Linked DNA regions of Homo sapiens: region 1 is linked to region 2. Evidence: chromatin contacts called from ENCODE Hi-C or POLR2A ChIA-PET data. All regions are on one chromosome and are shown on one strand. Each heading gives the region's core, a stretch centred on a gene start or an enhancer-like site at or near the end of the contact. The rest is flanking DNA. Distances are from core to core; before and after follow the strand shown. Region 1 overlaps PPARGC1B (PPARG coactivator 1 beta). Region 2 overlaps ARHGEF37 (Rho guanine nucleotide exchange factor 37).

The links. Hi-C counts contacts between places; a loop is a spot of excess contacts on that map. ChIA-PET counts read pairs that join two places held with the same protein, here RNA polymerase II (POLR2A). Pooled maps may share reads with other maps.
Region 1: POLR2A ChIA-PET joins it to region 2 with 27 read pairs in MCF 10A. The contact joins two enhancer-like sites. A Hi-C loop is called at or near these places in 10 of 168 maps with a recorded cell type or tissue (CD4-positive, alpha-beta memory T cell, CD8-positive, alpha-beta T cell, Calu3 and 7 more), 7 of 37 single-sample maps with no recorded cell type and 15 of 50 pooled maps. POLR2A ChIA-PET finds 5 or more read pairs at or near these places in 6 of 52 experiments (CD4-positive, alpha-beta T cell, CD4-positive, alpha-beta memory T cell, H1 and 3 more).

What each region holds. Positions count from the first base shown.
Region 1 is chr5:149,745,274-149,750,129 of GRCh38, forward strand. The region is part of intron 1 of PPARGC1B (PPARG coactivator 1 beta); the gene reads left to right. Among named protein-coding and RNA genes, the nearest start is that of MIR378A, 15 kb to the left of the region's middle. Within about 2 kb of position 2,403, at least 10 of the 41 ENCODE cell types and tissues checked have a DNase peak (open chromatin) inside an H3K27ac peak, as active enhancers do.
Region 2 is chr5:149,630,412-149,635,507 of GRCh38, forward strand. It overlaps ARHGEF37 (Rho guanine nucleotide exchange factor 37), which reads left to right. Exons shown (of 13, transcript NM_001001669.3): 13 at 1,571-4,557. The coding sequence ends at 1,780. Among named protein-coding and RNA genes, the nearest start is that of ARHGEF37, 51 kb to the left of the region's middle. RefSeq lists an enhancer at 1,548-2,747. Within about 2 kb of position 2,165, at least 6 of the 41 ENCODE cell types and tissues checked have a DNase peak (open chromatin) inside an H3K27ac peak, as active enhancers do.

The DNA.
Region 1 (4,856 bases), core at 1,153-3,652, 120 kb after region 2:
AATGGGAATGATAATAGGACTTACCTGCCAGGCTTGGTAGAACTAATCAGTGGTTCTCAGCCATGAGTGCACATCAGAATCAACTCTGTAGTTTAAAAAAGTCATAATTACACATCTGGGGCTGTCCCAGACCTATAGAGTGAGAATCTTTGAGAGTAGGCCCTTAAGCTTCTCTGTCTTTAAAAAGCTCCCTCTGATGACACCCCTGCTTTGGTACTAAAAATCAGGTACTATTCATAGAGTGTCTGTCATGAACTCTGCCAGTTCCCTCCCCTCTCTCTTTCCTGCCTCAGTGTGGGGTACAGGCTAGCATTTAGGATGAATGACCAGGGAACAGATCGAAAGCCTCTTTATAATAATGCCCGTGGAGAGCAGGGCAACTTCTTTATCAGGCATTTCCATTTGATCTTCACATCAATCTCATGTCATAGGGAAAAGAAGTATTCCCATTTTACAGATGGGAAAATAGAGGTCTAGAGAGTGACTTGGTAGGATCCTGCCGGTAATCAGTTTTCAAATATTCGTCTTGGTCCCTGTGTTTGTCCTCCTTGATCCTCAATCCCACACCCACTTATGGGTCAGCTCATAGGAGGTGGGGGGATTAGGATTACTTTATGAGTGAATGGGTTGGAAGAGAGGAGGAAGAAGGCAGCCTGAGAGAACACAAGTCACCTGCAGACTCCCAGAGGCCAGTGACAGTTTGATGTATCAGGCCCCTTAAAGATCAGAGGGGTGCTGGTCATGGTCCCAGACCATGCAGTAGCTTAGAGGTAGCAACAGGACTAGAATCCATTTCTGATGCCTGATTCACTGCCATCCCAGCTCTGTGTGCTGCTTCCACAGTGTGGTCAGGGTGTGGCTCCACTGATAATAGAATTAGTCTTCTAGCTAGTGTAGTGAGGCCTTTGCACTTGCTGTTCCCTCTGCCGGCAACGCTCTTCCCAGGCATTGCCATGGCTTGCTGCTTCCTCACCTCCTTCCTGTCCTGTCAGGTGTCATCTCCTCAAATGACCACCATTCTACTTTCTGTCTCTATGATTTTGGTTGTGACATGGTTTCTCATACAAGTGGGATCACAGTATTTGTCTTTTTGTGGCTGGCCTATTTTACTTAGCATAGTGTCATCAAGGCTCATCTCTATTGGGGCAAATGTCAGGATTTCCTTCCTTTTTCAGGTAGAATAATATTTCACTGAATATGCCACATTTTGCTTATCCATTCATTTGTTAGTGAATACCTGGGTTGCTTTCACATTTTAGCTATTGTGAATGATGGTGCTATGAACATGGGTGCACAAATATCTCTTGGAGACCCTGACTTCAACCCATTTGGGTATATGCCCAGAGGTGGAATTGCTGGATTATATGGTAGTTCTATTGTTAATGTTTTGAGGAACCACCATACTGTTTTCCATGGTGGCTGTACCATTTAACATTCCTACCAACAGTGCACAAGGGTCCCAATTTCTCCATATCCTCTCTAACACTTCCTGTTTTCTGTTTGTTTCTTTAAATAGTAGCCATCCTAATGGATGTGAGGTGGTTATCTTATTGTAGTTTTGATTTGCATTTCCCTAATGACTGAGCATTTTTTAATGTGTTTACTGGCCATTTGCATATCTTCTTTAGATAAATGTCTTTTCAAGTCATTTGCCTGTATTTTAAAATTGGGTTGTTTGTTTTTTGTTGTTGTTGACATTTAGTTCTCTTTACATTTGAGATACTAATCTCATCAGATATGATTTGCAAATATTTTCTCCCATTCTATGTGTTGCCTTTTTATTCTGTTGATAGTGTCTTCTAATTCACAAAATTAAATAATTTTCACGTAGTCTAATTTGTCTATTTTTTCTTTTGTTGCCTCTGCTTTTGGTGTCATATCTAAGAAATCATTTTCAAACCCAATGTCAGGAAGCCTTTGCCTGCTTTGTTTTTTTCTAAGAGTTTTAGAGTTTGAGCTCTTTCATTTTTATCTTTGATCCATTTGGAGTTAATGTTTATATATGGTGTAAGGTAAGAGTCCAACTTCATTCCTTCGCATAACTGAATGTGTCTTGAATGAGTGAGTAGTTGGCTAAGTCCTTAAGCTGTACAGGCTGCCGAGCTCACCTAACCCTCCTAACAGTGTCAGGAGAAAAATACTTTTAGCACCATTCTTCACGTGAGCCTGATGCTCAGAGGGTGAGTGTGGGGCTTGGGGACATAGCTCCTTTGCTGACCAAGCCACACAGAGGTCCCCAGGGCCCAGCAGGCAGGCATGACCAGGGCCCCGCCCCAAAATATCATGCCCCAGTGCCCTAGTGGCCTCATGCCACTTTCTCCTTGGGGTTGGGCAACAGCTCCTCCCTGCCCTGTGGGTGTGGACACCAGGTACCTGCCCAGCAGCGCCTGGGGCCTCCAGCCTACTCCAGCACTGCTCTTTGTCCCAGTGGCTGAAGGAGTGGCAGCCTGGCTTGTACTTTCTGGTCCAGCCCCAACAGGAATGTGGCAATCTCCTCCCACTGTGCCTGCATCCACACCTCCCTGGTGGGGTGGGGGTGGACCATGGGCAGGCACCATAGCAGGCAAAACTAGAGGACAGTGATGGTGTCTTGGGTGGAAGCTGCTTTGCCAGAGGCCCATCTCCTGAGAGGCTAGAGCAGGCCCAGGTTGGTGAATCAGGTTCCAGGGAGAGCAGGGTGGGGTTGAGGAGTGGGTGAGGAGCCAAGCAGGAGAGGGAGGTGGAGGTTTAGAATCCACCCTAAGAGGAGAAGAAAGCCCTCCTTTGCTCAGCTGGCCTGCCAGAAGATTTTCAATGATATGGTTGTGAAACAACCAGAGGAGGGGCAGTACCAGCCGGTTCCAGGTGATGAGCACAGCCCAGGGTCTGAGGGCAAGTGGGAGGCACACGAGAACAGTGAAGAACAGAGCTCTGAGTCAGCCTGAGTCCAGGGTCTGTCAGTTAGCTGCTGACTTAGGGCATGGTACTTATTCTGCCTGGGCCTTAGTTTCCTCACCTGTGAAATGGGGTGAAGAGATATAGATATAGATATAGATATAGATATAGATATATCTATATATATATATCTCAGTGGGTAGTTGAGTTGAGAAGATGAGAAGGTACAATGTCTGAAGAGCTTAGTGCAGTGTGTCTGGGTGTTATGATCAATAATAATGACAATTACCAGTGACCAGATGGTTTGGTGACAGTTTAGTGGAGGAAGCCGTGCAGCAGTCACTCCTTGTGCACGGGAAACCAGTTGCAGATTTGAGCAAGCCTTGCTCCCTGCCCTGGATGAACAGATCTGCTGATGGCCATGGAAGGTGCCCAGGGCAGAGTGTCAAGACAACTTTTGCAGCAGAAAGGGTATTGAAGGATGAGCAGGAGCTGGCCAACATGATGGGAGGGGCCTCCTAGCCAGGGACCAGGCTGTCGTGATGGCTAGCATATCATGTGGCTGATGACTGAGCAATGAGTGGCTAGGTGAGAGGCTTGAGGGGAGGCTCTGAGCTGACTGGAGGACTCCCCATGGGGGTGAGGAACAGACAGCATGAACGAAATGTCTGGAAGAATCCAAAGATGGAACACCAAGATTCTCGTCCGAGAAACTAGCTGGAGGCTGCTCTGCAGAAGGGGAAAGGCCTTGGGGAGGTTTCAGAAGGAGAGTGACTTTGAGGGTGACTAGTTCTTCCCTGGGCCTCACAGGCAGCATGGGATGAATGGTATCACCCTGTGGACTGCACCGCTCCTCCCCAGGCCCTAGGAGTGAGTGGGGGACATGCAGGGATTTGTGTTAAGGATTGACACAAAGGCTGGGGTACAGCTTCTCATATGTAGTCCTGACTCAAGTCCCTGGCTCAATACAGCAGGAATCGGTGGGGCCAGGCACCACAGAACCACTAGGTACAGCCCTCAATAAATTTAATGATGCAGATGATACTTAGTGCCATCATAATGATTATTACTCCTATTTACCGTTATACCTGTTAGTGTGTCACTGCGAAATTCACACAGCATTTTCACATCCACAGTTCACATCCTTGTGAGGATTTTCATTTCTGTTTTGCTGATGAAGAACCCAAGGCCCAGGGATGTGAAGTGACTTACCCGCTGAGGTCACTGTTGTAGGAACTGGACGGGAATGTGAGACTTGTGGCCCTTCAGATCTGCCTGGTTGAGAAGAGAGATGTTTTTTGAATGGAGCCCCTCCGCTACTGCTGTCTGAGTTCCCTGCCTTATCTTGAATTCTTTTTGGAGCAATGATCTCCAGTCTTTTCGGAATTGCCACATCTCGCCATTGTATGATTTTGCAACAGTTGCAACTGTGAAACGCCCCCAGAAAACTGTAATCTCCATTGATCTCTATGTAATTTAGAGTTAGGGAAGAGGAAAATCTTGTTTTTTGCATCTGTGCTGGAAAGAAGAGTGTCATGGTGAGAATATTGTACCTGGAGTCTGGAGGGAGCCCTGGGCTGTTCCTCTTTGCTGTGTGACCTTGGACAGGTCTCGCCCCCTCTCTGGCCCTGAGTTTCCTAATCTCTGCCATCCTGTGACTCATTATCTTTCTAAACGTGAGCTGTTTTAAAGTGTCACAAGTCTGGGATTGTGAATCATGGGGGCTGTTTTGCTTTGGTAAATTCTGCTTGGAGCTGAACCACCAGGTACTGGATAGAGAGGGAGACTAGTTCCTGGAGACAGATGGACAGATGGAGCTAGGAAACAGTCTCATCGCAGATGGTTAATGTACTTTCCCTGCACCCAGTGGGTAATGTCAGTGTAGGTTCTTAACTCCCCAGGTTATGGCCCCTTTCCTGGTGACAGGTGCAATGCTGACTTCTCTTTGAACTGTAAGTTGGAAGAAATTTGTCATGGGATCA
Region 2 (5,096 bases), core at 915-3,414:
AGAAAGGATCTGGACAGAATCGGATGCCTCGGGCCAGGGTGGCTGGAGGAGCCTGCCGCAGGCTGTGAGTGCTGCATAGGTGTCTGGGAACCCTCTGCTCTAGTGCTTGTGCCACACCCACCGGGAAGGCTGTCAGGCCAGCATCCTTCAGCAGTAGCCAGAATTAAAGCACCAGGGGCTACAAAGCACCCACCAGAGCCCCACGGGAGGGCCTGACCACCCAGCTCAGCCTCTGCCCCGGTGCCTCTGGGGACAGGAATGAGGTTACCCCCGCCGCCCAGCTCCAGTCAATGGGGGTGGTGTCTCAGGGACTCCCCATCCAGGGGCTCATTTGGGTGAGCTCAGCTGTCTATCTGCCCAAGCATATCAGCTGCTTCCTCTGGGACTCTGCAGGACTTGCCCGGGATCATCCCAGCCCTTCCATGGTGCTTAATGTTCCTGAGGCTTGACCATCAGTAATGACAGTAATGGTAAAACAAACAAACAAAAAACCTAAGCAGCCTGCATTTATTGAGCCCTTGCTATGTATGTATCAGGCACTGTGTAAAACCCTACACATGTATTCCTTCATGAAATTCTCTCAATGTCCTGAAGGGGATGGGACCATTCCCTTCATTTTGCAGGTGGTAAAACAGGCTCAGAGAGGTTAAATATTAGCCTAATACATGCCCTCCTTGCCAATTGTTTTCTCTAGTTCAATTTATTTTTCTTTCTTTCTTTCTTTCTTCCTTCCTTCTTTCCTTCCTTCCTTCCTTCCTTTCTTTTTTTCTTTTTTTTTTTTTCGGGGTCTGGCTCTGTGGCCCAGGCTGGAGTGCAGTGCCATGATCTCGGCTTACTGCAGCCTTACCTCCCAGGCTCAATTAATTCTCCCACCTCAGCCTCCTGAGTAGCTGGGATTACAGGTGTGCGCCACCATGCCCGGCTAATTTTTGTATTTTTAGTAGAGGCAGGGTTTCACCATGTTGGCCAGGCTGGTCTTGAACTCCTGATCTCAGGTGATCTGCCCTCCTCTACCTCCCAAAGTGCTGGGATTATAGGCGTGAGCCACCACACCTGGCCCAGTTCTATACTTTTCTGTAAAAAGTAAACAAGTTGCCCAAATCCTTGTCTCTACTTTCAGCTGGGAAACTGGCCTGGGCAGCTCAAACCATTAGATCTGGAGAGGGAGAGGGTGCTGAGTCTGCTCAGTGATGTGGCAGTAGTGGATCAAAAATATCTGTTTGGAGGTCAGACAGGCCTAGATTCACTGCTGTGCAATTTTGAGTAAGTTCCTTGACTTCTCTGATCCTCATTTTTCTTATCTGAAAAATGCAGCAAATAGAATGATAGAATTATTGTGAGAACCCAAACCCAGTAGAGTGCTAGGACAGTGCCAGTCACATAGTATGGGCTGTGGTACTAGCAGATGCAGTCATTGCCTTTAGTACAAAAGATGTACTTGGGAGGTGACGAGCATCCAGCAATGGGGACGAGAGCCAGGTGGATGGGAACAGGATAAACAGCCTCTCTGGATCCAGTCTGTCTACCTTCTCACCCTGACCATTTCTGTGTCACTCCCCATGTGTTTCAGGTCATAGCCGCGTACCCTTTTGTGGCCAGAAGCAGCCATGAAGTGAGCCTGCAGGCAGGCCAGCCTGTGACCATCCTGGAGGCCCAGGACAAGAAGGGGAACCCTGAGTGGAGCCTGGTGGAAGTGAATGGACAGAGGGGTTATGTGCCTTCTGGCTTCTTGGCCAGGGCTCGGAGCCCAGTTCTGTGGGGCTGGAGTCTGCCCTCTTAGGGTACCCTCTTTGGAGCCTACATTGCCAAATGATGGGGGAGGCTTAGAGGCTCTGACCCTGGGGGGAAAAGAAGCAAAGGAAAGGTGGAGGTGGAAGGGAAGACCAGGCCAGGGTGGGTGAAGCACACTCAGGAGGCAGCCAGAAGACATGGGCGGGCCTCGCAGAGTGCTTGGTGTGGTGGGGGCACAGGAGGCTCCAGCCAGGACTGCTCATTATGTCTGCATAAAGAACTCATTCCGACCTGGGGTCACAATGCACTTGGACAGCAGGTCACAGCTGATTGGCCAGGACTCTCCATAGGTTATGGCCAGTCTTAGCTGTGCCTGCATCCGGGCCTGCCTGTGGGCGTGGGTCACACGGGATAATGTTACCTGCGTGCTGTGTGGTTGCAGGAAGCGGGTTCTGGAGGAGTCCAGAACTGCCTGGTCAGACAGTTCACTTCCTACACATGGTATCAGGAGACATCATAACCAATGAGTCAGCTTTTATTTCTCTATGCTGGAAGCTGAGTTTATCTTGGGCAGTGACCCACTGGGAGCCCTCTCAAGTGGGGAAGCCATGGATTTATCGGTGTAGCAGAGAGGTTCCCAAGACTCTTGACTGGTCCTGGGAGTGGGTGTGACCAAGTCATAGTTCTGGAATGTGTGTAGGCAAATTCAGAGGCTGTTCCAGGGAAGAGGGGATTTTGATACTGTGTTAGGTGGGGTGTGTGAGGCTGTTGGCAGCAGGTGAACAGCTACTGCTGTGTTCTCAGGACTAGGGAACAAAGGGGTATGCAAATCATAGAGGAAACTCTGGGAAGGCGGTGATAAGGCCTGGTGGGTGGGGAGGTTAGGGAATGGCTTGCTTTCCTGTTTCTGGTTAGAAGGGGAGCCAGGGGGAACCCCCAGTGGTTTCAGGTGGCCCCTGAGGTCCTGGAGGCAGCCGTGGATGTGATGCAATTGGCTGTGGGACCTTAGATGTAGGACACAACTTCAGTGTTCCCATCCAGAAAGACCTCACTCACAGGGTTGTGCTGAGAATGACGTGGGGCTAAGCATGCAGAGCTCCCTGTAAACTGTGAAGTGTGATACAAATGTAAATGACAGCAGTGATCTCGGGGTGGCCCCCGGCATGCTGCCCTCCCCCACGCCCATGCCTGTGGCAGCAAACCTTGTTCATCAGTATAGCTTTCTTTCCTGTAACCCAGGATCTACCTTGGGGGGCTTCTCAATACTGCATTCTATGTAGCCAGCCTCTTTAACTTGGTAAGTGAGCCACCCCATTCTAGAACCTGGAAATTGGAGCCCCTCAAAAACAGTTCCTGTTCAAGGAGGACTGACCTGCTGGGGCAATGTTGGGTGCAGTGCAGTCCCTGCTTGGGGTGGTCATGTCTAGGCTGTTGCTCTGGGCAAAGATAAGTTGCAAGATTCACAGAAATGGGAAAATGTGACCAAGTGTGATCTTAACAACTGACAAAGTTTGTAACCAACCCAAGTTAGAATGTGTGTCAAACAGGAGGTAGTTTAGATATGCTTCCAAGAACATGTCTGTGTTATAACCATAGTGCCTAAGCAGTGAGCTCTGGTTTTTGAAGGGCTTTTAAGAAATATATACATGTCTGTGTCAGTCTATAACTTGCCTCCTCTGGGCCTGTTAAAGCATGAAGACTGCATGACACAAGAGAAATGCAAGCCCTACGGTTCCTTTCTCAGCAGCGAATTCACTTGAGAGGATGCTCTTGACTCATTCTCTCTGCTCTTTCCTGCTCAGATTTCTGATAAAAATAGAGAGCATAGGGGAACAGATAATGAAATAGGAAACCCACTCGTGGGTTCCACAGATACCTACCGAAGGCCTACTGTGTGCTAGAATTGTAGCTCAGGAGTTCTCAGTGTAGCTGCTCACTGAAGTTACCATGGCAGGTTTCAACTGGCAGAATCCAGGCTCCGTCCCACCCAGAGATTCTGATGAAATTGGTTTAGGGTGTGGCTCGGGCCTCAGGAATTCAGAAAGCTTCCCAGGTGCTTCCAATGTGCAGCCAGGGTTAGGGACCTCTACCCTAGACACAAAGTATTGGACAGATAGACCTGGTGCCAGAGATGGCCATGAGCTGTAAGCTAGGACGTGCCCCACCTGAGCTCTGCACTAGCTAGTTCAAACAGGCGCTTTAAAGGCAGTGTGAAAGGGGACAGCCTGTTCTGCCAGGTCTCAGAATGTATATTTATTAAGTGCCATTAAAAGGGACCTGAACAAAATTGGATGTCTTGTAGGCATAAGGGAGGAAAATAAAATATACTTGGAACCAAGTCTATGTCATGAAGGGAAAATAAAAATGTATTCAGTAGCACGTGGGTTATGGTTTCTCATAGACCAGGGGATAAGATTAAAAGTCACTGAAGAGTGGGAAAATGCATGTTGAGAAGATGAGAATGGCCTGTATTTTCTCCAGGGGAATCTGTGTAATGTGCCTTTTCCCTCTCCAAATGCCTAGAACCATGGCACTGTGTCTTATTTATTTAACCGTTGGGCTGTCTCATACTAAACTTGCAAAGATATTTGCCTATGAACTGAACAAGACTTCCAGGAGTTGAAGTCTGGTTCACAAGGGTACCCCTTGCCTCCTGTGATGGAGTGAGAACTCTTAAACCCCTCAGGCCCCAACTCAGTTGTGGAGATGAGGACAAGATTACAATATCAAAAGAAAGATGAATGAATTCTTGGTTAATATGACGAACCCCAGCTCAATGAGTAACTGATGTGAACTGCTGGGAATAAAGGACTTCAAAGATGGAAAGTCTCTGGAATTTGTGTGACTCTAAACATTGGGTAGCCAGATGCCCCGCTGTGCCATTTGTTTGCTAGACACTTGCTGTATATAAAAATAATATCTTGTTTGCTCAGGTGTCCATTTAATGGACACCCTTCACGCCTCAGGGAGCTGGCCTGAGCTGCTGGGGGATACAGAAAGAAATCAGACAGATGAGGCCCGGTCTTCCAGATCCCAGTCTCTAAGGCAGGCAGATGAGGCACCCATCAATTACGTGCCGTGTAAGTGTCAGGATGAAGTAATGGCAGGTGCCACGCAAGCCAGGGAAGAGGCCTACCTCTGTCTCAGACTTGGCGGCCAAGGAAGGCTTCCTGGAAGAGGTGATATCCAAGCTGAGGCCCAGTGGGTGGTTAGGTGAAGATGGCAGAGAGAGAACATTTGGAGGCCCAGAAGTGCAGCAAACATGGAAAGGAGCCTTGGATTTTATTCTGAGGGCAGTGGGGGAGGCATGAAAGGGTTTGAAACAGAGGAGTGATGTGCTCAGGGTTGTACTTTGGGAAGATCAC